Linked DNA regions of Homo sapiens: all the other regions are linked to region 3. A link is a loop called in an ENCODE intact Hi-C map of the cell type or tissue named here. Cell type or tissue: PC-9. All regions are shown on one strand. Each heading gives the region's core, and the rest is flanking DNA. Links, peaks and the distances in the headings are about the cores only. Region 1 has its middle 9.9 kb from the start of NHSL1. Region 2 overlaps CCDC28A-AS1 (CCDC28A antisense RNA 1). Region 3 has its middle 8.0 kb from the start of PERP. Region 4 has its middle 90 kb from the start of NHSL1.

What was found. Peaks named below come from ENCODE experiments on the same cell type or tissue, not always from the same donor. Only the 100,000 strongest peaks of a DNase experiment are listed, where the experiment ranks them.
Region 1: it touches region 3 in a loop (10-fold over the local background); 71 of 110 quality-filtered maps call a loop at or near these places.
Region 2: a loop joins it to region 3, with 21 times the contacts of the local background. A loop is called at or near these places in 72 of 110 quality-filtered maps.
Region 4: it touches region 3 in a loop (16-fold over the local background); 79 of 110 quality-filtered maps call a loop at or near these places.

Annotation. Positions count from the first base shown.
Region 1 is chr6:138,505,337-138,513,530 of GRCh38, reverse strand. It overlaps a transcript of NHSL1 not described here. Among named protein-coding and RNA genes, the nearest start is that of NHSL1, 9.9 kb to the right of the region's middle. In PC-9, for the core only: CTCF peaks have their summits at 3,743 and 3,944 (motif pointing right); a DNase peak (open chromatin) is centred at 3,980.
Region 2 is chr6:138,762,120-138,770,313 of GRCh38, reverse strand. It overlaps CCDC28A-AS1 (CCDC28A antisense RNA 1), which reads left to right. Exons shown (of 3, transcript NR_161205.1): 2 at 5,936-6,057. Among named protein-coding and RNA genes, the nearest start is that of CCDC28A-AS1, 7.5 kb to the left of the region's middle. RefSeq lists an enhancer at 1,569-1,628. In PC-9, for the core only: CTCF peaks have their summits at 4,022 and 4,221 (motif pointing right); a DNase peak (open chromatin) is centred at 4,233.
Region 3 is chr6:138,111,371-138,119,564 of GRCh38, reverse strand. No RefSeq gene overlaps it. Among named protein-coding and RNA genes, the nearest start is that of PERP, 8.0 kb to the right of the region's middle. In PC-9, for the core only: CTCF peaks have their summits at 3,536 (motif pointing left) and 5,326; DNase peaks (open chromatin) are centred at 2,964 and 3,464; H3K27ac peaks cover 983 bases.
Region 4 is chr6:138,585,027-138,593,220 of GRCh38, reverse strand. It overlaps a transcript of NHSL1 not described here. Among named protein-coding and RNA genes, the nearest start is that of NHSL1, 90 kb to the right of the region's middle. RefSeq lists enhancers at 1-9, 995-1,495, 1,496-1,996. In PC-9, for the core only: CTCF peaks have their summits at 1,939, 2,152 (motif pointing right), 4,016 and 4,220 (motif pointing left); DNase peaks (open chromatin) are centred at 2,140 and 4,230.

The DNA.
Region 1 (8,194 bases), core at 1,848-6,847, 390 kb before region 3:
AAACTTTTCAAAAAGTTACTCATCCCAGCTACTTGGGAGGCCGAAGCAGGGGAGGATTGCTTGAGCACAGGAGTTGGAGACTGTGGTGAACTGGGATCTGCACTCTAGCCTGGGTGACAGAGTGAGTCCCTGTCTCTGGAAAAAGAAAAAAAAAAGTTACTTACATTCATGAATAAATGTTAGGTTTATTCATAAATGTGTGGACATTTTTGTTTAGTATTTGCAAGGCGTTTCTTAAGGAAAATTTTCATAAAGGTTAGAAAATTATGGCACTATGTGACAAGAATGCTTTAAAGTTCGCCAGGCTCTTTTCCTTCCCAACCCATTTCTATGAATGTTACCTGTTGTCCCATTGTATCCATTTTCACAACAGCTGGTTTTGCATGGCACCGAGGTTGGCACTGTGCAAAGTGAAGGGCATGGAGTTGGCTCTGGCCCTCCAGGAGCTTCCAGAAATATCAGAGGGGGTGTCTGCCATGTGTAGAACACATAGCACATCAAGTACGAATTTTAAATGAACATGTTAGTTTAGGTCTGGGTAACTGATGGCAGAGCACGAACAGATTGAGGGTAGGTGCATTTTATTAGGAAACCAGGAGGAAGAAACACATTAGTTGTGGAGAAGGGAGGTAACACCGGGGAAAACCCCATCTAGACAGGGCAGGCTGAGGGGAATTAGCGATTCCTCCTTTGATCACTGTGGGAATCTTCTGAAACCTTTCTCTCGCCATGTGCATAGACCTGAGAAGAATTTGCAGGCAAGGGCTGAAAGCGGTCGTCTGCCCCAAGACTTCTTAATGATCCCCTTTGCCACTGTGATGTTTTTAGGACATTCTACACATTTTGTTTCTCTCTGAATGAAGCATTCACGTTGCCATTGAACACATCTAGTTTGGGGTGCATTCTAAGTCGAATTATACAAGAAGCTATTTGTGGCATTCAGCAGCTGCAGAAAGAAGAGGCTGGGTTTTTTTTTTTTTTTCTTTTTTGGTGTCGGGGGATGTTAAAAACAATTCAAGTAAAGCTAGAAAGTTCAGAATATAGAGTTATCCTGTTGACGAGCAGTTAGAATTGTATTAACGAAGAAGAAGAGGGAGGTTACTGAGCAAAGAAGTGAATTTTATCCTATTTTAACATGGGACATCGTGCCGGAACGAGTTCTCCATAGATGCTCTGGGATTTATTTTGATAATGAATGTAATATATTGTCTGGAGTCTGTGACCGATTCCTCTTTCCCGTGGGGTGCAGTTGGTGAGTATCTCTCTTCAGAAAGCAGTTGTAATAAGATAATTAAATTTGTCTGATTAAAAATGATTGTGCATAAACATTAAGCATGGGAAAGTGCAGGTATTTTAAAACTGCCCTCAGCAGCCTAAATGTATACTTAATTAAATATGGTTTGCTAATGAGAATTGATTGTGGCAGCTTTATTTAAACTTGTTTTATCACATAATGATTTATATGCATTGCAGCACACAAAGAGATAGGTGTTTCAGATGAGGTGATACAAGTGGATCCATCTGACTCTTCTGAGAGCTGCTATGCAATTTTCGAGAAGTTTGGAAAAACTGCTTGGCATTGGAAGACCCTGTTTATTTTCTCCCTCAGATATCTTACTTTTCAAGACAGGATCTCGCTCTATTGCCCAGGCTGGAGTGCGGTGGAGCAATCTCGGCTCACTGCAACCTTGGCTTCCTAGGCAGCTAGGATTACAGGCAGGCGTGTGCCACTGTGCTCTGCTAATTTTTGTATTTTTTGTAGAGACGGGTTTTTGCCATGTTGCCCAGGCTGGTCTTGAACTACTGGGCTCAAGTGATCTGCCCATCTTGGCTTTCTAAAGTGCTGTTATTACAGGCGTCAGCCACTTTGCCTGGCCTATTATTTTTCTTTTCCTAGTTCCAGGAAGACATCGATGTCTTCATTGTTGGTCAAATTCTTATAGTGGCTGGGCGTGGTGGCTCATGCCTGTAATCCCAGCACTTTGGGAGGCTGTGGTGGGCAGATCACTTGAGCCCAGGGGTTGGAGACCAGCATGGGCAACATTGGGAGACCCCATAGACCTACTTTCTTCAAAACACACTCACACACACATACACACTCTCTCTCACACACACACATACACACACACACTCTCTCTCTCTCTCTCAGTGGTTTTTTGTCTACCTCACCTTTTTTCTTTAGTAAAAAACAAACTTTGGGCCAAATTATGAAATCTCCATACCTGCCTTTACAATGCCAAGCTTCAGTTTTGGCTGCAAGTTAAAAATATTGTTAGGTACACGAGGAAGCCTGCTGATCTTACTTAGTCCTTCCAAATATGATTTTATTTGCTAAGATATGAAGAATGCCATTGTTATTTTTCTGCTTTCTGTTCCAAGCCTCCATGATGCTGATGAAGAAGAGCTAAGCGTATCATTTTTACAAAGTCAGTGCCATTACCTAGAATTAGCATTATCGTTTCGCTTCCTGGTTGATTTTTTTCTCAGATTCTGTGTGGGCCAAATTATGTGGGATCTGCAATCAATGCACCTTCCTTCCCTTCCATCTGTGCCCAATTGTATTGCCCTCTAATAACAGGGAATACCCAGAAGCCTGGAGGTACTTCTGTGGCATCAAGTCAGAAATCTACATTGTGACATTCTTGCTTTAGAAATACCAGGGTACTAGAATTTAGAGATACTAAACAATATGTCTCCATACAATGATTGATGTTTTTGTTCTTGTCCCTTGCCTTTATTTGATGTTTACTTATTAAAAATGGTCTTTTCAATATGAATTGAAAGAAAAATCAGTGAACGAATATGAAAAATTGAGGTTATAGGAAGGTTTTTATTTACTTAAAAAGTCTTTGGCTAACTGACATTAATGGAAGTTCTGTACTTTCTAGGTGAATTCAAATATCATCTTAGGTCAGGCTGAGCTTCTTTGCTCTTATGCCTCACTTCTGCCATTAATTCTAAAACCCTTGTAGCACTCATGCTTCATAAGAACCTGTGATTTTGCTGTTTGGAGAATTTTGCTGCTGTGTATTCTGTAGTTTAGGACAATGAAAAAAATGTTTTGAAAAGATCCAACACTAATCAAATAAAATATTATCCTCATTTAGGTTAACCTTTACCATTACTAGAAAACCAAGTACAGCTGGAGACTTAACTATAGGTCTTGCTGTTCGTTCATCAGCAAACCAAAATGGTCTAATTTGTCTCATTAGCATTTTGCATGTGAACCAGCTGTCCTCTTAACAAAAGCAGTTGAGCACACCAGCCGATTAATTGTAGCATTCATCTTAACCATATGTGAAACAATATTAGAAATCACAGGAAACTGAGAAAAGAAAAACTGAACAGCCAGTTAATCTTCAGAACACAAGTTCACAGCGATTGTTTCATGGCTTACTAAATAATTAACTCTATCCTTTTTCTCTAAATCTTTATACTTATTGATTATTAATTGGGAAGAAGTTAGACAGTGATAAATCTGATTTGCCTTCAGTCATTTTAGGTTGTATTTTGTATTCTTGGACAGAGTGATTTCAGAATCTTCATCAGTCCAAATGAAAACACTTTTGGACTCCTTTGTGTAAGGCTTTACCTTTTGGTTATAAATTGATGTAAATTTTTTTCTTAGCTCTGTTATTCAGTTAAACACAGCTGCCCCCTTATTGATTTAGAAATGTTTTGTATAACTCAGGGGTACTTCCTTAATGTGGGCTTGGTTGCAGACACTAGGTGGTTTATGAATATTCACAAATCTTTTTGAAGGTGTGATGTCAATGTTGTCCGAATTGAGGCTCAAAAGGGCACAGGGATCATAGAATATGTCTTTCTCTGGTGAAGGAAGACAAGGATATTCTTTTGAGACTTGACCATGAATGAGAGCATGTTGTCTTCTGTAAATGACAGCTGAGGGAATCATTTTCATGCACCAGTGTGTCGTTGAGTGTCATGGTGTCCCCTGTAGGTGGCGACCTTCTACTTTATTTTGTCAGTTTCTCCTGGTAGTCTTTATTAGGAAGTCTTCCTTTGCTCTCATTTTTTTCTACGTTAAAAAATCCCTTTCGAGTATAGATTCTTTGTAGGTTTTACCACACCATCAATCAAACAGGTTCTTGATATTATCCAATTTTAAAAATACGAGGGAGCTCAGAGTATAAAGCACTTAGCTAATCACAATTCTTTTAAATTAGATCTCTAGGATCATCATAGTATACTTTGACTTTTCATTCCACAATGAGATTTTCTTCCCTGAAGATTTTAGAAGAAAGGTTGCATCAATTTTTTTCTATAAAATTTCGATTCATTGTTTGAATTATTGTTATTGTAAATGTATGATTATGTTAAGTATAAATAGCACAGGAAATAAATTTTAATTTCTAAGTGATTGAAAAGTATTCTCTAAGATGTTCTAGATCCTTTATAGGCATTCAGAAAATGTGTTTTGAATGACTGAATTGGGAAAGGCCAAGTGAGTTAACTTTACAGTTGAGTTCATCAATATGTAGCTCTACTTATATACATTATTTCTCTCCTGAAATGAGCCTTTATATACCTAGTATAGCCTTTGAGAATGAATTCGATGAATTTGTATTACTTGGGTAGATGGATTAGGGCTGTATAACATGTCACAAAGAATAATTGGTTCAAGTATAAGAGGTTACAGTTAATGAAATTATTTTTTTTCTGCAAGAAAGGCATAGCTCACTTTGGGGGAAGTTATCCTTGAAATAAAGTGACATATTTTTGAAATAGAGTGACAGTCTGTCAAGGAATGCTTCTTAAGAAAGGTTAACATTTGAATTATAACTTGAAAAATGAATAGAGGTATGCCAAGTGGGTAAGCGGAGGATCAAGCATCCGAGGCAGATTAATAGCATGTGCAAAGGCATAGAGGTGGAAAGAGTGTGGACAGTGGGATCCCTCACCTCACTGGCCCTTACTGAAGGCAGCAAGTAGCACATGGAATTGAAAACTGGACCACAAGATGGGGTATCAGTACAGATGCTGGGTGGCCCTGTGATCACTGCAGGTCACTTATTTGTAAAATTGTCTTAAATGTTCCTTATGACTTTCTTCAGCTCTAACTTTCTAGGGGCCTATGAAATCTCCCTTTTTTGATTTGCCTGTGCTATTTCCATACTCACCAATAATTCCAACATCAGCACCCATCCCTTTCACAAAGCTCTACCATGTTAGCCCGACCTCATTTCTAACATCTCAGGACAGTCTCTGGATGATCCCAGCCATGCACTAGAGCGACTTTGCAGCCTTCCATTCCTGCAGGCGTGGTTGAACTTTGAATGCTGTGTCAGCAGGGCTCCCTTTGTGTTTTGGACTTTTGATTTGGGTTTCTTTTTTTCATAGCATGTTTTCTGTCTGCCTCGCCTTTCGTTTGTTCAACATTTGTCACATGAATATTGTGGCTTGGCTAAACCAGTCACAGTGATAGCAGATGTTTAGAAATTGACCAAGCCGATGGCAGCAATGATATTGGATTAAATTATTAACTAGGATCTACAGCAGAAGCCTTTAGCTTCAGCACATGCAGAGTAAAGGGTGTTTCCTAGCATCAAAATTAACTGGCAAAGTGGATGCCAGATCAAGTTTCTTCTAAAGAATTGATACATTATCATCTCCTAAGGTTCCCCTTTCTGTCCCCAACCACTCCCCCAACCCCATAATTGATGAAGAGAGAGATTTCCATTTGTCTTTTTTTCAGTATGTCATATGTTTCATCATTAAAGATTAATTCAGAAACAGAAGAAAGAAAAGGTCATTGTACCCATGAGATTCTAGAATATTGGTGATTTTTAACATGCTTTTGTGAAATAACATTCGTGGGACAGTTAAAATAACTCTTCATGAGTATCTGTTATCAGATTCCTGTTTTCATTCTGTGGACAGTATCTCTGCATTACCTTTTAAATGTGTATGTGTTTCTGTTTACCTCATTATGCAACTGTAAAAATTGAGAGCATAAGTGTAAGATCACACCCAGTGTCTATTCAATTTTTTCCACTTATCTGTAAAAGACTTTATAGCTTGTTTATCCAAAACTAGCATCCCATCCAGAATCATGTTGTGATGTTCTTTAAATCTCTTCTAATCTGGCACATTCCCATTATTATTAGTAGTAGTAGTGTTAATTATTTGATAAGTTATTGGAGAGGCCAGATCAGCATAATGTCCCACTTTAAGTTAAGACTGATTGCTTTTGCTTTTTCTTCCAGCTCTTTTATTTCCTATAACCTGGGATAATTTAACCTGTCAAAAAAAACTTTGATTTACCATAGGTGATGTTTGTACTTGGTATTTCATCACATCAGTGGACATAACATATCAGTTGCCCACCATTAGTGTTTGCTGGATTAGGGAGATGCCTGGCCGGTTCTTCCACTGTGTGGCTGCTCTAATATTCCTCTTACATGGCAGCTCTTCAGTAGGGAGTTAAAACTGACAAAGAAAGATAGAAGGTTCAAATATCTAAGATTTAGACTACTAAGAAATGAACAGTAGTAATCTGTAAGAAAAATGCCGGATGCAAAAAAATTAGAGATTGATTCTTAAGGCACAAGTGACCAATTCATCTTTTGGGTTGTTTCTAGTCAAAATAAATGCCCAGCAGCAGGAACTTTATAAGTCCACTCAATTTGTCTTGATTAATCTTAAGTAGTTTTTTTAATCTGCCATATCAAATAAAGTGATTTTTAACATTATAAATTATAATTGTATTAACTTTTACTGTAGATTTTTGAAAATTCCTTTAATAATGTCAACTGTTGAAGAATAAATCTTTATTACTAACCAATGGTTCTTCTTCCAGCTACTCCTATCAAACTCTTACTATTCTATGACCTTAGATAATTTTTTAAAATTGTACTTTAAGATTTCCAGATTAACCAAATACAAGATGCCCACTTACATTTAAATGTCAGAGAAACAATGAATTATATTTTAGCATAAGTGTATCCCATTCAATATTTGGGACATAGTATATTTAAAGATTATTTTTTATCTATCTGGAATTCAACTTTATTTGGACATCATATGTTTTATCTGGCAGCCCTATTTTTAAAAGTTGCCATTTTATTTACACATTTATTGACTGTATTAATTTACCTGCCTGTGTTACTAGTTTGCTTTGCAGCTTCAATAATTCAGTAATAATTGTTTGAATAATAATTCAAAACTGTTATTTTGCTAGACAAGAATTACAGACTGTACATAATTGCTCTCAATGTGAAACTATTAATAAAAACAGGAAACATAATTCTTACCTTCAAGAGTTAACATAGGAAGATTTTGTTCCTTAATAAACAGGATAGGCCTAAATTATCTTTATCTATTGGTAAAACATTATGAATGTTTATTAAGTAGATGATGTAAATTTTTAGAAATGTCTAAAATCCCTTACTACTCTGTACATTTTATTTTATTGGCCCAGAATGCATGGGTTGTGCTTTCTGCTGTGATGTTTTCCAATGTTTCAATGAGTCTGAAAAGCATAAGAATGAATGGGTGTGTCTATAGATTTAAAAATCGTATTTGAAGTATTTTAACCATGCATAAAGATGACATCTAAATTACCTTAGTCATATACAGTCTTCTATGCTAGATGTTAAACTTGATTTTTAAAAACACCCTAAAATGAATTAACAATCAGTAAAAGCACCATTTATAGATAAGGTTGCCCTGAAAAATTTTCTGTTTGAAGAGCTAAATTCCTTTGAGAAGCATTTCAAACGGTCATTTAATACACAGCCCTGAGCAGAACTCTATTATGTCTGACTTTTATTTCCCCTTTCTCCTCTTCAGGTTGGAAGAAAATAATGATCTTCATTGATTGTATATTTCATATTCTTTTTTTTTTTTTTTTTTTTTGAAATGGAGTCTAGCTCTGTCGCCCAGGCTGGTGCAGTGGCGCAATCTCAGCTCACTGCAACCTCCGCCTCCCAGATTCAAGTGATTCTCCTGCCTCAGCCTCCCGAGTAGCTGAGACTACAGGCACGTGCCACCACACCTGGCTAATTTTTTGTATTTTTAGCAGAGACGGGGTTTCACCATTTTAGCTAGGATGGTCTCGATCTCCTGACCTCGTGATCCGCCTATCTTGGCCTCCCAAAGTGCTGGGATTACAGGCATGAGTCACCATGCCCAGCCCCTGTTTCATTTTCAATTGCTCAAAGATTCAAATTTT
Region 2 (8,194 bases), core at 2,036-7,035, 650 kb before region 3:
AGATGAAACCTGTAAAAAAAAAAAGCCCCTCTTCTGACATTTTTCAGTCTCTAGTATTATGTTGAAGTAAATCTCAGATATAATTTAATCCCTAATATTTTAATATAGATTGCTAAAAGATTAAAACTTTTAAAGACTTCACCACAATGCCTTTATGATTCCTAAGCAGCAATGAATGATTAATGTTATTAAATATTCAGTAAGTATTCAAGTTTCCATTCGAATCAGAAGTGTCATAACTTTTTTCACATTTTACTTGAGTCAGGAACCTCTCTTTCTGTAAGGTCCTCAGGTGATGAATGGGTTTGGAAGCCTCTCTTGTACAGCCTCATTAGTTGAGCTACAAACATGCATTGTCCTTTCCCTTCAGAAAGTTAGGGCGCTATGAAAGCAGGAGTCCCCAGCCTCCAGCTGTAGACTGGAACTAGTCCGTGGCCTGTTAGGAACTGGGCCACACAGCAGGAGGTGAGCAGCCAGTGAGGGAGCATTACCACCTGAGCTCCCACCTACTGTCAGATCAGCAGTGGCATGAGATTCTCATAGGAGCCTGAGCCCTAATGTGAACTGCGCATGCAAGGGATCTAGGTGGGCGGTGGTCCTTATGAGAATCTAACGAAAGCCTGATGATCTCAGGTGGAACAGTTTCAGTTTCATCCCCAACCCCCACCCCGCCCCATCCATGGAAAGATTGTTTTCCACTAAACTGGTCCCTGGTGCCAAAAAGATTGGGGACTGTTGCTCTAAAGGGGAAGGCAGGTATCTCAAAGCAAATGGATACTCTCAGTGCCTGAAGCACAGTCATTCCTGTATTGTCCTTTGTGGTTCTTATAGGGAAGAGATGTTTTTTGTTTGTTTCTTGTTTTTGTTTGTTTTTACCCAGAAGCCTATCCATCATTTTCTAAGTGTGCTTCCACTTCCATTTCCCCTGATGCCGGAATGCCTTGGCCAAGATAGTAACTGCTTAATGCTTCTTTGCGTGTCTGGCTCAGGAAACAGCTAAGAAAAAAGATAAGAAGTCATAAAGCAGAAATGAGCTCGGCATGTTCACGGAACTGAAAGAATGCCAGCGTAGTGGTCTGGAGTGCAGGGGGACAAGAAGTAGTATGAGATGAAGTCCCCAAGGTTGCCAGAGGGTCAGGTCAGGAAGGGTTTTTTAAACCAATATAAGAAATCTGTATTTTTTCCCCTAAGCACAGCAATAGGCATTGGAGAGTTTTAAGGCATGACATGGTCTAAGTTACATTTTTAAAAGATTATTCTATAGAAGAATGGAAACAGGAAGGCCAGTTAAGAGAAATGGGCCATAGTGAGGTGTTATATAGGCTTGCTTTACAGCTCAGACCTGAAAAAATAAGTTATTTCAAAAGCCATACTGTACTATGACTACTATTATAAAACTTGGTAAGATTCCTTGAGACACCCTCTAAAAAGGGTGCCAAGAGACTGGATCTGAACTATCCAGCACTGAAGGCCTTCAGAGCTGTGCTATTGTAGATGAGCAAGCCTTTTGGGAACTGTTAATAGTGAAAGGAAGAACCACGTGGTGAAGAGCTGGGAGCCACCATTTATGGAGGAGCATGGTATGGTGTCATGGAAAGTGCACCAGACCGGGAGTTGGGGGAAACCCCATCTCTTGTCTACTCCAGGCTGTACACTTTTTTTTTTTTGAGACAGAGTCTCACTCTGTCACCAGGCTGGAGTGCAGTGGCAGAATCTTGGCTCACTGCAACCTCCGCCTCCCAAGTTCAAGCGATTCTCGTGCCTCAGCCTTCTGAATATCTGGGATTACAGGCAGGTGCCACCACACCCAGCTAATTTTTGTATTTTTAGTAAAGACGGGATTTTACCATGTTGGCCAGGAAGGTCTCCATCTCCTGACCTCGTGATCCCCCCGCCTCAGCCTCCCAAAGTGCTGGGATTACAGGCATGAGCCACTGTGCCCAGCCTCTAGGCTGTACATCTTAAGTATTAGTGAGAGGCCCAAAAATGAACACAGAGGCCCTTACCAATTTAAGTATTTTGTTGTTGTTGTTGTTGTTAATGGCTTTGGAAAAACAAGGGGCAAAATCAGACTTTAAAAGTTATATGGGCCAGGTGCGGTGGCTCATGCCTGTAATCCCAGCACTTTGGGAGGCTGAGGCAGGCGGATCACAAGGTCAAGAGATGGAGACCATCCTGGCCAACATGGTGAAACCGTGTCTCTACTAAAAATACAAAAATTAGCTGGGTGTGGTGGCACATGCCTGTAGTCCCAGCTACTCGGGAGGCTGAGGCAGGAGAATCGCTTGAACATGGGAGGCGGAGGTTGCAGTGAGCCGAGATTGTGCCACTGCACTCCAGCCTGGTGACAGTGCAAGACTCCATCTCAAAAAAAAAAAAAAAATAATAAGTTATATGGATAGACATTTACAACATTCCTACATATATGGTTTTTTATAAACTGCCTTCATCACTAGGCTATAACTTCCTTGAGGGCAAATATGTTTTATTTGATTTTTGTATCCTAAGCACATTGCAAAGAACATAACATAAAGTAGGTGCTCAATAAATGAGGTAGGAATGAATGAAACTTCCTGATTTTATTTCCGAAAGTAAAGTGATTCCAGCAACCCCTCTTTAAACCAAAGTAGGCCCAGTCATAATGCTAATCAGATGGCATCACTACTGCCCAGGCAAGTGCTCTTTTTTTCTTAGCAGAGCAATTCTGGCTACACCGGCCTTTCTGCCAAGTGGTTTGAAGAAGGAAACCATCCTAAAGCTTAGGGGAATCATTGACTGATTGGTTCTTTAAAAAACAAAACAAAACAAAAAAAAACGTAATATTTGGGATGGTTTCAGGTTATGATTCTACAAAATTTACTTTTAATCCAACTTCAAGTTCAGACTTCCTTTTTAAGGCCAAGAGTAAACAGGATTAGGGGATGGTTATCAGCAAGATAGGAAGATGATTCGTTCTCCCAGTATCCTGTATCCAGGTTCTTGGTTCTTGCCACATGAACACTCCAGCTTTAGAAGAAGGTTTGTGTTACAGACTTAACCAGACAGCAAAGGATATCATGGGTAAGCAGACTGGCAGTAGTGCATTACAACCCTTCCTTCAGTTTTCTCTCTTTTTCTTGAATTTTAGTCCAAATTCAGCAGTATTATCATGGAGAACCACAAGGCTGCTAAGAAATATGTGTAGAGATAGCTTACAATATAGCAGAGGAAGAGGAAGGAAGGGAGGCGAGAAAGAAGAAAGGAAAGAAGGAGAAGAAAGAGAGGGAAGGAGGAAGGGAAGCAAAGAAAAAGCTTCCATAACACTTCGTTTATATCTCTATTTTAAAGTATTTGTTTAAAACCCAAACTGCTACCACTCTGAATTTTAAGAAATTGGCATAATTCCTGTCAGTGGGGAAATATTAAATATAGGGGCAAGAGAAGGGATGAGACTCTAGGTAGAAGACCCATTGTGTTGTCTGAGAGTTGGATGTGCACAGGTGGGCAGGAGGCTGAGTTTAAGGATATGAGATTGAGAACATTGAATTATTCTGTATAATAAAGTTGGAAGAATTGTTCACTGGGGTGAGTTTGGGGGTTGGGATTATTGCTAAGAGATAGCCAAAAAAAAAAAGAGGTCAGAGGCAGAGGGAGAAAGGCCTGTCAAAGTGGTAGGAAGGAGGAAGACTTTAAAAAGAGAAAGTCTGTTATTCAATTTGCAACTGTTAATGTTACTGTAAATGCACACACTGACACACACACAGGCACACACATCCCCCATGCTCCCAGACAGCAACATAAGTCCTCTATAAGCTCACAGCTTGTCATGAATGAATCATTATGATAATCAAAGAAAAGGGGTTGTGTTCCACATCTTTGGGAGATTTCATGGAGATTGAAGATGAAATGTGTGTAACAATAAGGAAGTCCAAAAACTGAACTGTGTCAGATGAAGCAGGAGCTTAGACTAAGTCCAAGTTGAATGGGAAAATGACAAACCGCTCGAAGGAAGTAGGTCGTATACATCTTTATATTCTCAAAGCTTAGTATAGTGTCTGGCATGTAACAGAAACTTAACAAATGTTCATTAAATGAATGAATAAATGAGGAAAAATTAGATTCATATGATACCAAGTGGCAGAATGGCATTATTAAATCAAGTGTCAACATAACTCACATTTCTTATTCCAGAATTGGAAATCAGGTTCATCTTAGTCATACCTGCCTCTGATCTCCAGGTGGCAGTATTTTATCATATTAAATTGTTTTGAGACCACAGATTCCATTTACTTTTTGAGAAAGGAGAACAGAAATGTATTTAAAATAAAAATTCAATTCTGTAGCTCATTTCTATAATTGTACAGAACTAAGTAAGTGATAGAATATGATTACATGAGATTATAGATTTATTCCCCAATTTCAATATAAATGAGAATTATTGGTAGTTCCTGAATTCAACCAGTTTCCTAAACCTTGAAGGTAAATACAAATTGGTGTGCTTTGTTTACAAAATGTATGGATTTCTTCAAAGTATGAAAATCTGTGTGTGTGTGTGTTTGTGAGAGAGAGAGTGAGAAAGAGTGAGAGAGAGGAGAGAGAGAGACACAGGGACAGAAAGAGACAGAGAGCAGTAATATGTTTAGAAGTAATTCACTTCCAGGCCAAGCACGGTGGCTCATTCCTGTAATCCTAGCATTTTGGGAGGCTGAGATGGAAGCATCGCTTGAGCCCAGGAGTTCAAGACCAACCTGGGCAACACAGTGAGACCCTATTTTTTTTCATAAAGAAGTAATTAACTTTCAACAAACAGGGTAACCAGATTAAGTAGAATGGCCAGTCAAATCTAAGTTTCAGATAAACAAGGAATACTTTATTCATATGTCTCATGCAATATGTAGTGCATACACTAAAAAAGTCTTCCTTGTTTTTCTGAAATTCAGATTTAACTGAGAGATCTGTAATTTCCTTAGCTAAATCTGGCAACCTTACCAACAAATATTCTGTTGTTACTGTTAATTCCAAAATAACAGAACGTTAAGGGAGGCCCCACTTCTACCAAAAATAAAAAATTTAGCCTGACACAGTGGTGTGCACCTGTAGTTAACAGCGATTTGGGAGGCTGAGGCAGGAGGATTGCTTGAGCCCAGGCGTTCGAAGTGGTAGTGCACCATGATGGTGCCATTGCACTCCAGCCTAGGTGATAAGAGTGAGACTCTATCTCTAAATAAATAAACAAATAAATAAAACAAAACAGAACTTCAAGTCTGCAAGGCAAAAAATGGTGTTTCCTTATTTGGAGAGATAAAAAGGAATTAGCAGGCAGGGGCAGCTTTCTTGTAAGTCTAACTTGATTGCTTTTTGTGCTCTACCAGTTTGGAGTCAAGCCCCTCAGCTGAGTAACTTATCTTCGGGAAACTGAGCTCTCTAGCAAGTGCAGATGGTAAAGCCTAATTATTTTATATACATGCAGTGTTTTACAGCACCTGTGAGTCTGGTTGCAAAAGCCAGACCCTGTGAACAATGGAAAAGATCCCAGGCCCCTTCACCCTCTAATTTATATTTTCCAGGAGTACCTGATCCATAGCAGCTATGATAACAGAAACAGATGAATTGCTTAGGAAGTAAATTCTCTTTCAAAATGTAAAGGACTTTCTGGTAAATCAAATGAGATATAGATTTATACACATTTGGATATTTAATATAAACATTCTGTCTTCCAGGTAAACTGTGCTTCAAAATTTCATTTGTAAATAAATTCCTGAACTCAAATAAATTTTCCATAGAAACAATATTATGAGTGGCAGTCAGGTCTTTTGGTTACCTAGTAAAGGTATATAATTAATTGATTATATGAGTGAAACACTGTATTTGCAGTTAAAAGTATGTTTTTTTTTTAAAAAAAAAAGGTTGTATTTTTTAAGAGTAAAAATTTAAAAAGCTTTTTTTTTTCTTTCAGACAGAGTCTTGCTGTGTCGCCCAAGCTAGAGTGCAGTGGTGTCATCTGGGCTCATTGCAACCTCCGCTTCCTGGATTCAAGCAATTCTCATGCCACAGCCTCCCAAGTAGCTGGGACTACAGGTGCGCACCACCATGCCTGACTAATTTTTGTATTTTTAGTAGAGACAGGGTTTCACCATGCTGGCCAGGCTGGTCTCGAACTCCTGACCTCAAGTGATCCACCTGCCTCAGCCTCCGAAAGTGCTGGGATTGCAGGTGTGAGCCACCATGTCCGCCCATTGAAAAGCTCTTTAAATATTGAATGCTCATGTTTGAAAAAATATAACCTATGTTTATTTTGCTCTTGCCTTGTTCCTGACCATTCTTAAGTGCTTATATGAATTAACCCTTTTAGTTCGTGTAACCCTAAGAGGCAGATTCCTTTATGATCCCTCTTTACAGATAAGGAAATTGGGGCAAAGGTTAAACAGCTGCTCCAAATTATACAGCTACTGAATAGTGGAAATGGGATTTGGACCAACCACAAGCACATTAACCACTGTACACTACAGTTTCATTAGCTTAGGATAAAGAAGGACCTGAACCATCTGAGAAGATTGTGAAGGGGACATCTGATGACCATCTAGGATGGTACATGGTGGTCTCTGAGTCTAGAACGGTTCAAGGTAAATGGCTGGTCTTTCCCTTAATTTAGGTATATGATGAATAGTACTTTTGTGCTTGTCAACTGTAATGGAGTTGTTTTGGAGTTTATAAATGGAACAAACGCTGTCAGAAAGAGAAAGATTTACTTGAGTAACTGGATAATGGTTAATAAAAGGTGGAAGAGGATTAACAAGTACATGCTTGTGGGGTGTGAGAAAGAGATTGCTGGGGTGGAAATAACTGAGCTGAGACCTGGAAAGAAAAAACAGGGAAGAATTTGACTTTACATAATTATTTACATGAAAAGGGAGGGGAAAATGGAAGGGATATTGCCCTGTATTATGGTTTGTTCTAACTTGTTCAGATGTATGACAACCCACTGTGGTTCATGTACCACAGCCATGGCAATAGTGGACTTACCAGGGGCCCCTACTCCAGATGATGGTCTTATGTCCTTAAGAAAGAGTCCAATTTCGACCTCAAAGTAGTTGTCTTTGGACACCCCTTCTACCCTCTTTCCTCTCCCAGAGCATTAGATATGAGGTCATGAGAGTGAAGGGGAAAGAGTCCTGGACTTATTGTTGGGGGAACAGAGTTCCAACTCTGCTACCTAACTAGTTCTCCTTTTGTGAGTTAAAGTCTTTGAGCCCCTCTTTCCTAAGCTGCGAAAACGGATGATTTTACCCACTTCATGGTTTTGTTGTAAGCATTAGGTGAGGTGCTGTATGTGAGAGCATTGAATAGAAAGCATGACTGGGGGGTCAGGAGGGGCAAGGGTGACCCTTCCTGTGATCCATACTCATCTGTGGCCACGATAGGGGCCTCTCTCCCTTAACCACCAGTAACTGTTGAACAAGGGAAGGATCTAGATATTTATTTACCATCTACTATGTATGCTATAGAATGTTAGTGTTAGCCAGGAAACTGGGTTCAGAGATGGGCTGCCTGGGTTCAAATCCTAGTTCTAGCTGTGTAATTTTGGGCAAATAATTTGAACTCTCAGAACCCCGTTTCTTTCCTGTGAAGTTGGAGTCATAATGAGACCTTCCTCAGAGGTTAGCTGTGAGGTGGGAGACAGTCTGTAGGAGTTCACAGTCTATTGGGAGAGTCAGGTTTGTAAACAAGCAATCACAATGCACCATGTGGTAAAGTGCAGTCATGGAGACAGGAATAAAATGCTTTGGTAGCATGGGGAGGGGAGGAAGGGGGGACTAACCTGGCATAAAGGTTCAATGAGAGACATGAGATGTGTGTGTGTGTGTGTGTGTGTGTGTGTGTGTTCATATGTATATATAGACACATACACCTTTTTGGGCAAACAAAACCGTTCCTGTCTTCAGGCCTAAGGATGAAGCTAAACTGGCTCACCAGGTCCTTTATGCCTGGGCTCTGTGATCTCCACACCCCCTTACTCTGCCGCCACTTGCTATTCTCTGTCTTTGGAGGCACTTCCATGACTCTGTTTTTGCACATTCTGTTCCCTGACGTAGAATGCTCTTCCATATCTAAACACCTCCAGAGCTCAACAGAGATAACAAAAATATCAAGAGTGCAAGAATAGCCAAATAAACAATACAAATAATTTCAGCAGTTTAAAGTTAATAAATACCCG
Region 3 (8,194 bases), core at 1,551-6,550:
AAGATTGGGCAATTTACAAAAGAAAGAGATTTAATAGACTTACCATTCCACATGGCTGGTGAGGCCTCACAATCATGGTGGAAGGCAAGGAGGAGCAAGTCACATCTTACATGGATGGTGGCAGGCAAAGAGAGAGCTTGTGCAGAGAAACTCCCATTTTAAAAACCATCAGATCTCGTGAGACTTATTCACTAGCACAAGAACAGCACAGAAAAGACCCACCCCCATGATTCAATTACCTCCCACCAGGTCCCTCCCCCAACATGTGGGAACTCAAGAAGAGATTTGGGTGGGGACACAGCCAAACCATATCACTGGTATATACCCAAAGGAATATAAGTCATTCTGTCATAAAGACACATGCACACATATGTTCATCGCAACACTATGCACACTAGCAAAGACATGGAATGAAGCTAAATGCCCATCAATGGTAGACTGGATAAAGAAAGTGTGGAACGTATAGACCATGGAATACTCTGCAGCCATAAAAAGGAACAAGATCATGTTCTTTACAAGAACACAGATGGAGCTGGAGGCCATTTGCCTTAGCAAACTAATGCAGGAACAGAAAACCAAATATTGTATGTTCTCACTTATAAGTGGGAGCTACGTGATGAGAACACATGGACACACAGAGGGAAGCAATACACACTGGAGTCTATCAGAGAGTGGAGCCATGGGAGAAGAAAGAGGATCAGGAAAAACAACCAACGGGTACTAGGCTTAATACCTGGGTGATGAAATAATCTGTGCAACAAACCCCCATGACATACGTTTACCTATGTAACAAACCTGCACATGTACCTGGAACTTGAAAATAAAAGTTAAAAAAAAAGAAAACCAGAAAAAAAAGAGAACATTTTTCTCATTCTCATCTCTATCCACATAGCAAACCTCTTTATTATGTGGCAGTTCTATCTCTTTTTTATTTTCTTTTTAATTTTTTTTGAGGCAGAGTCTTGCTCTGTCACCCAGGCTGGAGTGCTCTTGCTCTGTCACCCAGGCTGGAGTGTAGTGGTACGATTTCAGCTCACTACAACCCCCACCTCCCAGGTTCAAGCGATTCTCCTGCCTCAGCCTCCCAAGTAGCTGGGACTACAGGTGCACGCCACCACACCTGGCTAATTTTTTGTTTTTTTTGTATTTTTAGTAGATACAGCGTTTCACCATGTTGGGGCTGGTTTCGAACTCTTGACCTCAGGATCTGCCCAACTCAGCCTCCCAAAGTGCTAAGATCAGTTCTATTTCTTGAAATGAAGGAATATTGATCCTGGCCGTTGAAGTGGACATTGTAGGAATGCAGAGGAGTGGAAACCTCTGCTTCGAGGTGTTTCAGATCTGTTTGGGGATAAGACAAAGACCTGTGTACAGGCAGGAGACAAGGCCAAGTGGTCTCTGAGAGGTTATTATGGGCTGGGCTAAGGTGGCCTTATTTCCAGGAAGGGACTCACTGAGAGATGCAAACATGTTTCTAAAGCTCCAAATGAAACAAAATGTCAATATAAGAAACAGACTGAAATGTGTGACTTTTAAATACAAAAAGCCCCACAAACATTGATGGCTCCTTCAACTTGTTCAAGAAACAAGTCCAGGTAATTTTAAACACAGCTCAGCTCAGTGTGGGCCTGTGTTTTCTCATTCCCTTCCCCCTGTCTGGTGAGAATATTTGTAAAAAGTATATTTTAAGGGCATGAATAATTTAGGCCTGAGCTGAATATTTATTGGAAATTTTCCAGGCTGAAATAACCCTGGGATGTACAACCGGCATTTTTGTGATAGACCCAGAAGCATAATAATAATTTTTATACTGTAACGAGAGAGACTGCATATGTGTGAGAAAGAATGAGTAGTCTGGAATTGGTTTGGAGAGATAAGTAGAGTCTTAAAATACATGCAGACAACTGGGTATGCTCTACAAATTTCAAATGTGTTCCAATAAATTTAAGAATATGCACATTGAAATGGAAAGTTTTAGAAGTTAATTGCGCAGCTTTGTAAAGATCTGGGCGTGCGGCCCAGTTCTGCCACTTACTAGCTGTGCTATCCAGGAAAACTCATTTAGCTTCCCCATGCCTCAGTTTCCTCATCTGTAACGTAGAAGCAATACTTGTACAAACCTCATAGAGAAGTTGTAAGGATAAGAGAAATTAATGTGTGATTAAAACAGAGACCGGCACGTCACACTATATAAGGGCTGATTGCCATTATTATTATTACTATAACTAATTGTGTGGTGGTTAGGTGCTGAGGCCTTAGAGCCAGAGGGTTGGTCTGGGCTCTAACACTGACCTGTTGAGTAGCCTTAAACAAGTAATTTAAATGATCTGTGGCTCTGTATCCTTATCTGCAAAGTAGGTGTAATCATTGTACCTACCTCACCAGATGAATCTGAAATTAAAGAAATTAATACGTATCTTAGAATAGTGCCACGTGCCTTGAAGCGTTCAATTAACGTTAGCCTTTGTTATTTCTAACTATATTTCTGGGCTGCAGATGACATTGTTTGAGCTCAGCATTTCACTCTCCACTTACCTAGTGACTTTCAAGCTTGGGACTGGTGTTGATAATTTAACTATTTTCAGTAGACAGTATATGTCTATACTGACAACTCATTAACTCCATCTACTTGTTTGTTCCAAATGCTATGCTTAAGTCACAGCTTTTAGCTCAATTAAGAGAATATGACATCAACGTGATAGGTTGCACATATTGTGGCAAGCAGGTCGGAGTTTGAATCCCCTTATTTACCAAGCTAATTTACTTAGTCTCAGTGTTTTCATCTGTAAAATGGGCCTGACAGCATCTAACTCACAGTTAGTTATGAGAATTCAAAAATACATTATTTGTAAAGTAGCTTAGGGTATTCTTAGAACGTGGTTTTAAACAAATGCTTCTTGCTAAACAAATGCTCTTTGCTCCCATTCACTGAAAGGCTGTCAACAATTCCTTTTGGAATGCTGCCACACTGGTTCCAGGGAGGAGGTTAAAACTGGAATTTAGTTAGAATTAAGTCACAGAGAGCAAATGCGTCTGAAACCACCCTTAACTTCTGACTCCTAATAATTATGTTGACTTGGCCAGTTGTGGAGCCTTACACCTGTAATCCCAGGGAGGCTGAGGCTGAACTCCCTTGAGCTCAGGAGTTCAAAAACAGCTCTGGCAACATGGAAAAACCCAGTCTCTACAAAAAAAATATAAAAATTAGCAGGACGTGGTGGTGCACACCTGTAGTCCCAGCTACTCAGGAGGCTGAGAAGGGAGGATCACTTGAGCCCTAGGAGGTCGAGGCTGCAGTCACTGCAGTCAGCCGTGATTGCACCACTGCACTCCAGCCTGGGTAAGAAAGTGAGACCCTGTCTCAAAAAAAAAAAAAAAAAAAATTATGCTGATTGCTCCAGGCCCAAAAGTGACGTGCCTTTTTCTCTGCTCTTGTAGCCCGCAGACATGGCCACGCGTTAGGACAGCTGAATGCACAGCGAATGCTATGCTGAAATATGATGTGCTACTGCCATCTAGTGTTCCAAAGAAATACTTCCTTTTCAATTTTGATTCTCAGAAGTTTTTCATTTATCTCTACTTCCACAGCATTTTCGAGCGATTCATTTCCTTGTGGTTCATTTTTTAACCATCTCAACAGATAGATGACTACGCAGAAGTTCAGAGAAGCCAAGTTTCACGAGTGGTTGTTGACAAAACCAATCATTTATTCACACATTTATCAAGCAATTATGTAACACCTGCATTATGACAGGTGCTGGGGGCATAAAGACGAATAAAATCAGGTCCCTTTCCTCAAGGAGCTCACGGCCCAATAGGGACATAAAAGAGATGACTCGGAACAGTGTGATTAGTCCACATGCTTCCAGGGTTTGGGAGCACTGAGGAAGAGCACGTAGTTACATTAGTTTGGAGGAGGTGACAGAGGGCATAGGCCAGGATTCAGGGACGATTTCTTGGGGGATGTGGTCTGAAGCTGATCTTAAAAGACCAGCAGGAAGTAAATAGGGAGGGGACTGGGAGGAAAGGTATTCCATAAATAGCATCAAGAGAAAAGCAAGAATAGCATCGTGTATCTGAGAAGCGAAAACAGTGGGAAGTGTAAGGCAAGCAGAAGTGACAGGTGCAGCTGGAGAGGCAAACAGACACCAGATCATGGGGAAGGGGTGGGTTTCATATGTCACTTTCAGGAAGCTCAGACTTAATCAAAGACGTGATGGAGAACCAGTGAGCGACGCATGGAGTGTCAGGGGCAGATTCACGTTTAGCTGTCCTTTTAGTGATCTTGTAGGAGGTGGGCTTCGGAGAGGGTGGGGGCTCAGTTAGGGGGCAGCTGCAGCAGTAAAACAATGAGCTAGGGGAGGAGCATTGGGATGGAGCAGAGAGCCTGGATGGCAGAAATATTTAGGAGGTAGAGTAGGCGGCTCATTTCTAAATTACTAAATATAGAGTGAGAGATAAAGAGTCAAGGATGGTCTTGGAGTTTTAATGTTGGTGATCAAGATGATGGAGGTGCTGCAGAGGCTACAGAAAGAAGATGCTGGTTTAGAAGAAGAAAGGGCAGTTTGAACTCTGCACTGGTTGAGGTTAAAGTGTTTGAGTGAGGACCCGGGTGGTGCCATCTGGCTGGAAGTTGGATATAAAACTTTGAAGCATAAAGGAAAGGTGTGAGCTAAAGGTATATATTTGCAAGCCATGAGTACACAGGCAGGGGTTGAAATCACAAAAGTTGATGATGTAACACAAAGAACATGTTTAGAAGGACAAGCAGAATGGTGAAAATGTTTAGAAGGAATTCTAGAGAATACAATACTGGCAGGTGGCGAGGGCAGAGAGAGACTAGCGTGTTAAGGAGAAAGGGAAGGGATGGAGAACCAGCAAGAAAGGAAAAAAAAAATCCCTGGCAGCGGCTAGTTGGCTTGGGAAACTGTAGCTAGGCTATAAGAATCCTATGCTGAACATAAATAGTTTCACACAATAGCAGCATTAGACAGGGTCACTCTGTAATTGTGATGGAGCAAGACAAAAAGTAGACCACTCCCTAATCAGATCTCAACATGGGAAAAACAAAACACCATGGACCCACAAAACAAGATACCCCTCTTCCAGGCATGAGAGATCTCAGAATAAAACATCCACCTCTTGAGCCCTCACCAAGATCACCTAACATCAGCCTCAATCTCACCCCTCCTGTGTGAGGAGACATCCTAACCAAGACATCCCCAGAGTTCCCCATGGTGTGCAACCTCCCTTGCTGCAGCAAGTTAATGAGTTTAATTTTATTTGACTATTGGTGTGTTCTGGGTGGTCTTTGATCAATGGGATTTAATATTTTTATAGGTTCCAAGAGAGCCGAATTTTGTGGAGGAAGACATCAGATTGTCTAGTACAACAAAGAGAAAAGTGATATCCATTGAGTTTTGCAAATCTGAACTAACCAGTGACCTTTGTGATAGCAGGTTCAGTAGAATATGGGGAATATAGGTCTCACTCTCGGACAGATCCTCTATCACCCAACAGGGTGGGTGTAGAAGCTGCCAGCCTGTAGGAGGAGACAGCATCCATTTCCCATGTATCCTATTGAGAGACAGCCTTCAGTGCTCAGTGTCTGGGGCCCTGGCACCCTTAGTGGTGTGTTCCTACTAGCTTAGACAGCTCATTATGCATATTTCTTCCTAACTCTGTTCAGTGGCATCAAGTTGGTATTAGGTTGGCACAAACTTAGTTGCGGGTTTTGTCATTAAAAAAAAAAAAAAAAAAGGGAAAAACCGCAATAACTTTTGCACCATCCTAATAGCTTGAAATCAGCCATAGGGGCAATATTTACACCATGAAAATTGGTAAATGTTATAAATCAATACTTTTTTCTTTTCTTCAGGAAGTTGATTGTTAAACTTTTTTTTTTTTTTTAAATAGAGTCTCACTCTGTCACCCAGGCTGGAGTGCAGTATCATAATCTTGGCTCACTGCAACCTCCGCCTCCTGGGTTCCAGCAATTCTTCTGCCTCAGCCTCCCAAGTAGCTGGGATTGCAAGCACCCGCCACCATGCCTGGTTAATTTTTGTATTTTTAGTAGAGACGGGTTTTCATCATATTGGCCAGGCCAGTCTCGAACTCCTGACCTCAGGTGATCCACCCGTCTCAGCCTCCCAAAGTGCTGGGATTACAGGTGTGAGCCACCACGCCCGGCCTGATGGTTAAAACTTTCTCCATCTCTCCACTGAAGTGAAGAGAGATTACTGAAGGCTGAGGAAGGAATAGGAGGTGACAGAGTGGAGATAATTAAAAGTTTGTATGAGCAGAGGAGAAGAGAGATCAAGCAGGGAGACACAGGGTCAGTGGGAACTAGAACTCAGGTTGCCTGATGTTCTGATCACGGCTTGTTCTGCATCGTGCACTGCTAGGAGGGAAACCGTGTCTTCTTAATGACAGACACCAAATGAAGTCAGTTACTCTGTGTGTGTATATGCAGGGGTGCATGTGTACACACATTTGTGCACATACACACCCGTGTGGAGGGGAGGTTGAAAGAGAGACAGTGGAGTGGCTACAAGTAGGGCCTAGTCCCTCTTATAGAACCACCTCTCACAGCAGTAGATGGAGAAATGAATCTCTTGGGACAATACTATGACCATTTATTTTGAAATCAGCTGTTTGAATCATTGACCCTTTAAATGATCAGCCTTTAAGTGTTTTCCTGCAGAGTGTCTTTAGCTGTTTTAGGAACACAACTAAACCAAAATGCCTGTAAGTTTTGTGTTCAAGCAGTCTTGTTAGGAAAGAATGCTACTGCTTTGTTTACTAGGACAGTTTGTACAGAATTAATGTTTACATTTACAGTTCTTTTTTCTTTTCTTTTTTTTTTTTTGAGACAGGGTCTCACTCTGTTGCACAGACTGGAGTATAGTGGTGAAATTCTCGGCTCACTGCTGCCTTAACCTCCGGGGGTCAAGCGGCCCTCCCACCTCAGCCTCCCAAGTAGTGTATAACACCCTGCCTGGCTAGTTTTTGTATTTTTTTATAGAGATGGGGTTTTGCCATGTTGCCCAGGCTGTTTTCAAACTTCTGGGCTCAAGCAATCTGCCTGCCTATGCCTCCCAAAGTACTGGGACTACAGGCACGAGCCATCACGTTCAGCCGACAGTTCCATTATTTATGGAAAGACTTAATATTTGAAAAATGATTTTAACCTGAAACTGGTATTAGCATGTTGAATTTCCTCAAGGCAGAATTTTAAGTCTTTTATCCAGGGGTCTTTATCTTGCTTTAGAGGAACCCCAGAATAAAGTAGAGCTGCCTTTAACACACACACAATTGTCCTGAAGCAAGGAACTGCAGCAGTTTGTAGGATCTAACTTACTCTAAAAGAAGGAAACTGTGTAACTTCAAAAGTCATATTAATTTGTATAAAATAACTGGCTCTGCCATAAAAAATGCAATGCTTTTATTTGGTATTCCAATAATATTTTTGCATTGAAAGTTATCACTGAATTGATATATGATGGAAAAAAAACATGATAATATATTGCGTTACAGAACACTGAATTGATTTGCCAGCAGTTTGCAATCTGGCTAAAGGTATTACCCTCCTTAGATTTGCATTTCTAAAAGTCTCCATAATTTAGAATGCTAAATTACAGGCTGGTTATGTTCACTGGTAAAGTCATTATCTGAAAAGAAAAATAGAACACCTTAAAAATACTTACAGCCATTCCCAAACCCATGCCTTCACCCAAGGTGGCCACTTAATCTGGAAAGTCGTCCTCCTCCTTTCTGTCTTGTGCAAAACTGAAGTCCCACCTCCTCAGAGAAGCCTTCTACTGCCTTCTGTGGCTCACCCTGGCTTCACAGGTGTTTACTTTATGTCCCCAAACAGGAGTGTTGTCCAACAGTGAGAGTTGTCTATGTGCAATGAAGTGTCAAATAATGAGCTATGAATCCTGGTCCTTTTTACAATACAATGGCATCAGTGACTTGTATGAGTATATATGGAAGACATGTCCACAAAACAAGCAGCAGCAATAAGGAGCAAATGTCCTAAAGGAACAAAGATTGATGGAGATGCTGGCAGGCCAGCATCATGGTCATTCTAGGGATGACATATGACAGCGATAAAAACAATTGTATCATAAGAAAAGCACTAATCTACAATATGAACTGCACAAGTAATCACATCTGTGAGGTTTTAGTTAAG
Region 4 (8,194 bases), core at 1,370-6,369, 470 kb before region 3:
GTGCTGGAATCACAGAACCCGTCTACCTCCTGTGATTAATAGGACATGTGAATTATTTGTCACTCGGATCCTTTACAGTTTCAGGATTCAATAAGTCTTTGAATTCTACTGATTCTCTGGTTTGTGTGGAAGTGGGTGTGTATGTTTTAATGGCTTTCAGATGGGATTCATCCAGGCTCCATTAAATCAACTTTATTTTTAATTTTGAAGTGAACTGCCATGACAGAGTTTGGCTAGGAAAGTCCATAACAGAAAATGAGGAAGCAAGTAAACTGATTTATAAGGCTGTGGGCAACTGACTTCCTGTGGCTGTGGCATTTGGTATATAGAATGATATATATGTGATGCTTTTGGAGAAAGGTTAATTATTGTCTACAGGCAAAATTTTTGCTCCATCACAATTGCTTTTAAAAAGCTGAAATAGCAGCTCCTAGCCACCCTGTTTCATATGTCTTACGATATTTAGAAAATATTTAGACCAGCCCACTAAAATATATCCACACACCTTTTTCCTTAAGGGCAATTACCTGCATACTTGTCAGTTTTCACTCTTTAGTTCTGGATATGTAGGGGTTTTTTTTGTTGTTGTTTTTTGTTTTTTGTTGTTTTTTGTTTTTTTGTGCGACAGTCTCGCTCTGTCGCCCAAGCTGGAGTGCAGTGGAGCAATCTTGGCTCACTGCAGCCTCCACCTCCTGGGTTCAAGTGATTCTCATGCCTCAGCCTGAGACTGTAGTAGCTGGGATTACGGGCGCCTGCCACCACCCCAGCCAATTTTTGTATTTTTAGTAGAGACGGGGTTTCCCCATGCTGGCCAGGCTGGTCTCAAACTCCTGGCCTCAAGTGATCCACCCGCCTCAGCCTCCCAAAGTGCTGGGATTATAGGTGTGAGCTACCGTGCCTGGCCTATATAGTTTTTACACAGTCATTTTTGCATATGAAGAATCTTGTGTTCTATTTTCATTCAGTTGTTTTCTTTCATGCAGGCTAAATTGACCTTGAGATGTGGGTGTGGGACCTATTAGAAATTACCTGTGCAATCTTGAAAAGTGATAATATGGGTATTTAATATTGTGTTTTGGGGAGCAGGAAACTGTAGTTTTCTTGAGGGTGATAATTAAATTCTCTTTAGTTTGATTATAGCTATGAGAATGCATTTATTGTCATGGAATAATTGAGCAAAAAACCCAAAAAACATTTTCAAATGGGAACTTTCAAAGTTACAGTCGTCTCCCTTTATCCATGAGGGATAGGTTCCAAAACCCTCGGTGGATGCCTGAAACCATGGATCCTATGGAACCCTAGATACATTATGTTTTTCCAATCTGATAACCGAGTAGTCTGTTCAGTAACTCAGGAGAGTGTGTGTCCACAGCATGGATCCGCTGCACAGAAGGATGATCCACGTGCACGTGCAGGGCTGGACAGAGCAGGACGGTGGGAGATTTCATCACGCGACTTAGAACCGCGCTCAATTGAAAACTTATGAATTAGCTGGGCAGGGTGGCTCACACCTGTAATCCCAGCATGTTGGGAGGCTGAGGCAGGCAGATCACTTGAGCCCAGGAGTTTAAGACCAGCCTGGGAAACACAGGGAGATAGCTCTACCAGAAAACAAACAAACAACAACAACAAAAAAATCAGCCAGGCATGGGGGCGTGTACTTGTGGTCTCAGCCACTCAAGAGGCTGAGGTGGGAGGATTGCTTGAGCTCTAGAGGTGGAGGCTGCAGTGAGCTGTGATCAACACACCACTGCACTCCAGCCTGGACAACATTGTGAGACTCCATCTCAAATAATAAAAGAAAAAAAGAGAAAACTTATGAATTGTTGATTTCTGGAATTTTTCATTTAATGTTTTAGACCACAGTTAACCTCAGGTACCTGAATTCAACTGCAGAAAGCAAAACTACAGATAAAGGGGAGGGACTACTTTAAATAATATTTGAAAACTTTCATAATTTTATCCCTTTTTTCTGCAACTTAAGCCACAGTGTAATATTTAGCACCAGTGTTTCCCCCCTTGATAACTGGTATCAATAGCCCCTTACCTATTCCTTTTGCTGATTATATCCTGCACATTCTCAAGTTCAAAAAGATAGGTCTGAGTGCCTCCTGAGTGCTCCATGCTTGCCCCATACAGTCACTAGGTGGCAGTATTGCTGTTCTTTTTCTTGAGAGGAGGCGATTCCCAGAGGATTGCCCGAGATCAATGGTCAATACACAGGCCTGCTGAAATCAGGATTAGAACCCAGCCCTGCCTGATTCAAATATTTGTGCTATTTGCCTCTCTCTGTGTTGTTCCAGCATATTTTTGAGAGGGGAAAGGAAAAGACTAAAGCTTTGCTTCTTACATTATCCAGTAAAATTTTATTGACCATCCACAAAGTTAAATTTTTTCTTAAGGAACTGATTATCACTGATGGACAGGTGAGGTGTCAGTGGTCTGACATCAGTAACCCACGGTGCAAAGGAGGGAAATCCCATATGACCAGGCTTCCTGGTACTATGCCGATTCTCCCAATGGAGAGGGTAAACAGCCGCTTCAAGGGTCAGGGATGATGCTGAAGAGTATGGAGAACTGGGGAGTCCATACAGACAGGTTGGACTCTGTTGTTGGGGATGAAATGGAAGGCAGAGGAGCTTGGGTTTCATGAGGCAGAGGCCCCGGGATAGCAGTTTGACAAGATCAGGGCTGGAGTTGGTGGTTGATTGGGCAGGATGTGTAGGCCAAAAGGAAGAACCAGAGGGAAGAGGGGCAGGGGCTTTCCTCAGGGAGTGAGGGGAAAGGGAGAAAGGAGGGGCTTGACTCTTTGTAGTTTTATGCAAAGGGAGGTTATCTTTGAGTTTGGGAGGGAAGGTGGAAGTAGGCTTCAGGGAAAACCTAAAGGTTTGGAATAACCAGAGCAACATGAAAGGTATGAGTAGGCCGGGCGCAGTGGCTTACGCCTGGAATCCCAGCACTTTTGGAGGCCAAGGCCAACGGATCACCTGAGGTCAGGAGTTTGAGACCAGCCTGGCCAACAAGGTGAAACCCTGTCTCTACTAAAAATACAAAAATTAGCCAGGCATGGTGATGGGCACCTGTAGTCACAGCTACTTGGGAGGCTGAGGCAGGAGAATCGCTTGAACCCAGGAGGCAGAGGTTGCAGTGAGCCGAGATCGCACTGCTGGACTTCAGACTGGGCAACAGAGTGAGACCCTGTCTCAAAGTAAAATAAAATAAAAGAGTAGAAATATTGTAGAAAAACACTAGAGGCTGGCAATCAGGCTCAGAGCCAGCCCGGTCAGCACATTCAGTGTCTTCATTTGTGAGGTGGCTGGGGACCCATGGAAGGATCAGTGTGGATGCCAAGGTGCAAGGGCCAAGGAAGAGGGAGTGCTGGGGATGCAGAGGCTGGGGCTGTGCCGACTCAGAGGAGCAGCCAGCTGAGGAGAGGCGATTTGCTGTCTGATGTAGAGGATCAGAGGTTGTCAGCAGAGGGAAAGGAGCGTATTATCTAGAAAAAGAGATTGAAGATGCAAAGGAGGAAACCAATTCATTCCTACTGTGAGAAGGAGGTGGAATGAACAGGACAGGGAAGGCATAGATGAGGGTTTAGGGTAAAAGGAGGCTGGGGAGGGTACAGGTAGAGAGACTGTCACAGGCGACCCTACTGAACCCTCTGTGTGCTGAGCAGCGAGGGGCAGGCGAGTCTCTGCCAAGCCTCTACATTGCTGCCTACCCTGAGCACATGGTGGAAGGTGACTCCTCACCTGTGGGCAGGTTATGGCAGTGCCGTAGTGCACAAGCCAGCCAGGCCCCCGCTTGGCTCGTGAGGCCCCCAGGTGATTCTCTGGTCCTCTCCTCACATGCTCTGGTTGTCTAGGGTGGGCCCCGGGTCTGTATTTTAATAAGCACCCCGCATCATTTAGGGATCAGGTCATTTGATATGGCCCCTGGGATGCTGGCACGCCCTCTGTGCTTTCTCCTTCACGCCTCACCCATACTGTCCCATGAACGCACAGGATACACTTCTGAGTGTTAATCTCCAGGTTGTTGAAGCTAATGGATACTTGATTGCTTTCATTTTATGAGCCACCCTCAGATGTTAGTTGGATGCAGGATCCTTTGCGGGTTCCTACTGCAATTTTGGCGGGTGTTAGGATACAAATACTCCCTCCCTGATGGTCCACCCACCAGTTCTCTTCCTCTGCCTGTTTTTCTTGAGAATGGGTTGTTCTGTTCTGCCACCTGCTGGTCAACTACAAGCACTGCATGTCGTGTTCTGAGGGTGGCTCCATATGGAAGGCGGGATTTCAAACATGATTTTCAGTGGGGTGTGTGGATGAGGTAAAAAGTCTTATTTCGAACAGGCAGGGATACTAACCATGATACTAACAAGAAGCCGTTAAAAGTCTTATTTCTAATAGAGCCATCTGCTCTAAGTCAAACCATTTACCCTTAATGTTGTAATATAAGAAAGTTAATTTCCTCTTCTCTAGAGCTTTCTTTTCACCCAAACTGTTAAAATTTAATAACAACAACACGTTTTAAGAGATCAGCTTGCTGTATTAATCTCAGAAGGAATGTTTTTTAATATGCCAAGTGTCTGTTCTACGGACAGATGATTCTGGTGATTCAAGTCAGTGGTGAAGACAGATAGGTTCAAGCTCCATGCTGTTGGAGGGGTATGACCTTGGAAAATGGCTTTACTTAGCCTCAGTTTGTTTTCAGTGTAGTTGCAGTGTCGTTATTTTATTTTTTATTTATTATTATTTTTGAGACGAAGTCTTGCTCTGTCACCCAGACTGGAGAGCAATAGCGTGATCTCGGCTCACTGCAACCTCTGCCTCCTGGGTTCAAGCGATTCTCTTGCCTCAACCTCCCCAGTTGCTGGATTACAGGCACACACCACCACACCCAGCCAATTTTTGTATTTTTAGTAGAGGCGGGGTTTCACCATGTTGCCCAGGCTGGTCTTGAACTCTTGACCTCAAGTGATCTGCCCGCCTGGGCTTCCCAAAGTGCTGAGATTACAGGCGCAAGCCACCAGGCCCAGCCAGTTATTATTGTTATTATTTTAAACTGTGTCTGTTTCTGGGTCCCAACTTTGCTGATGACCAAGCCCTGAGAATTAATTTCTAAGGGTTTTATGGAGTACCTGCTAGGTGCTGGGCCGCACAGCAGTAGACTGCTGAGATGTGATTCCTGCCGCCAAGGGGCGAGCATCACCACTAGCACATGACCTTTCTGGTTCTGTTTCCTCATCTGTACCATGAAGGTGTATGATGGGATTATCTCTAAGCCCTTCTTGGGCCCCAAGGTTCTGTAACTTAAACAAACAAACAGTATAAAGTGTTTGGCTTAACTTTCCTGGTGACCGTGGGAGGCAGTGTCTGTTGTTGTGTCCTTCCTGATGGAGCCAGGTTGTGTCTTTTTAGACTCAGAGACCCACTGACCTTGGCATGTTCCATGGGAAGCTTCCAAGGCAGTGAATTTCAGGCTTTGCATCTGATGTGCATTTAAACATTTTAAAATATTAGAATCGAAAAAATGTCAGGCTTCTTCATTTTCTTTGTCTTTTAAATATTATTCTTTGAAACACAGAATCAGCTTTTAACTTGGCAGCTCTATCTATAAACAGAATGTAAACTTTCTTAAAGATCAGTAGTTCTTAAAGGTAGGGTAGGAGGCTTACTTTACACAGAGCATGAAGGCTTTTTTTTTTTTTTTTTTTTGACAGAGTTTTGCTCTTGATGCCCTCCCGAGTAGCTGGGATTGCAGGCGCCCACCATCATACCTGGCTAATTTTTTGTATTTTTAGTAGAGATGGGGTTTCACCATGTTGGCCAGGCTGGTCTCGAACTCCTGACCTCAGGTGATCCACCCACTTCAGCTTCCCAAAGTGCTGAGATTACAGGTGTGAGCCACTGCTCCAGGCGCATGAAGCTGTTTAAAAACACAAGTGCCTCCAGGTGTGGTGGCTCACGCCTGTAATCCCAACACTTTGGGAGGCTGAGGTGGGCGGATCGCCTGAGATCAGGAGTTTGAGACCAGCCTGGCCAACATGGCAAAAACCCACCTCTACTAAAAATACAAAAATTAGCCGGGCATGGTGGCATGCGCCTGTAATCCCAGTTACTCGAGAGGTTGAGACAGGAGAATCGCTTGAACCTAGGGGGCGGAGGTTGCAGTGAGCGGAGATTGTACCGCTGCACTCCAACATGGATGACAGAGCGAGACTCCATCCCCACCCAAAAAAAACACACGCGCCCAACGAGAAAACTCAAACCCACTCTACCCATAACCTATTGAATAAGAACCTTTATGAAAGATGGCTCTGATGTTCAGCCATGGGTGAGAATGAAAGCACTGATGCAGTTTCAGTTGGGCCTGGCCCATCCTGTGTGGTTTGTTTTTGAGCAGCACCAGGCTGTCAAACACAGGGTACTCACAGTGTCCCAAGCCCTGTGCTTGGCTCTGGATCCTAAACCTGCACATGCTTACTGATCATCCCCTCTTTCACACTCTCCCCACTACCTTTATTAGGCTGGTGGCAGAACATTTGATGAGACTATTGATTTCTCTAGGTAGACTTTATTATGAAGCTTACCCTAGTTAAGTAAATTAGATTTTAATCTTTCCTCAGACCTCATTGTAATCTTATTTTGTAAAGGGTGTGTCTTCTGGAAGTGGCTGAGCATATATTGACATATTAATTCTTAAGTGGCTTTGTTACTTCTTAAGTGATGTTACTTACTGTACCTCAAGTGTAGGCTATACCCTGCTATAATTCCCTATGTGCTGAATAACTGATGTTGGACTATGTTATAAATTAAAGATTTTGGGCTGGGCACAATGGCTTATGCCTGTAATCCCAGCTCTTTGGGAGGCCAAGGTGGGCAGATCACTTGAGATCAGGAGTTCGAGACCAGACTGGTCAACATGGTGAAACCCTGTCATTACTAAAAATACAAAAATTAGCTGGATGTTGTGGTAGGTGCCTGTAATTCCAGCTATTTGGGAGGATGAGGCAGGAGAATCTCTTGAACCTGGATAGTGGAGGTTGCAGTGAGCCAAGATTGCACCACTGCACTCCAGCCTGGGCAAGAGCAAGACTCCATCTAAAAAAAAAAAAAAGGTTTTGACACTATTAACTTTTTCTTCTTATTTATTTGTTTTTGTTTTTAGAGTTGGGGTCTTGCTCTGTTGCCCAGGCTAGAGTGCAGTGGCACAATCACAGCTCCACTGCAACCTTGAACTCCTGGGCTCAAGTGATCCTCCTGTCTCTGGCTCCCTTGTAGCTGGAACTATAGGCATTCACCACCACACCCAGCTAATTTTTAAGTTTTTTTTTTTTTTGTAGAGACTGGGACTTGCCGTGTTTCCCTGGTCTTGAGCTTCTGGCCTCAAGCAGTCCTCCCACCTCAGCCTCCCAAAGCGCTGGGATTATAGGTGTGAGCTAACATTCCTTGCCTTTTCCCCCTATTTTGAAATGTAACTCACTTTTAACTAAGCATTTTCTTATCAACTGTAACCAGTGGTGTGTATTTTATGGAGCGATTCAGTGCCTGGTATTTTTCTTCTGTGTTCACTTTTTTTTTTCCTTAGAAAAATTACCAGTGAAACAAACTTTAGGATGGAACATAAGAGAGAGAGAAGTTTGACCAAATTTGGAGTTTTCAATTTTTTAAAATTTTTCAGTCGTTTAAAATAACTGACATTCCTTATGAGGTAAGGTAGCTATATTTGTGCTATTTTTGTAGTAATTTCCTTTAACTTGTCGGAATTTCACACTCTTCTTTGAACCATTCCTTGCCTCACATCCTTTAGTGAAGAAAAATATGCCTCACAAGTAGGTGAAATGACACAAGTTGGTCACTTTTAGAATCGTATTATTACAGGTGAGACTTGGGTGCTCACTTCTTTTCCTCATAATTCTGGCATGAGTGAAATATCTCCCTGATGGGAAATATTTTCCTGATGGGAATCTGACTCTCAATCCCAGCTCACCTCTCGCTCCCTGTACACACCAGGTGTAACTAATCATCTGCTTCCAGCCTAGCCAATCATCTGTGCTGGTCCACCAGCCACATCTATTTCAAGGACTGCTCCTGCTGTTGCTGAAAATAACCTATCAGTTACTGAGTGCTAATAATGTGCGTTTCTCACTTAGTTTTCATAACAACTCTAAGAAATAAAGGCCCGGGTGTCT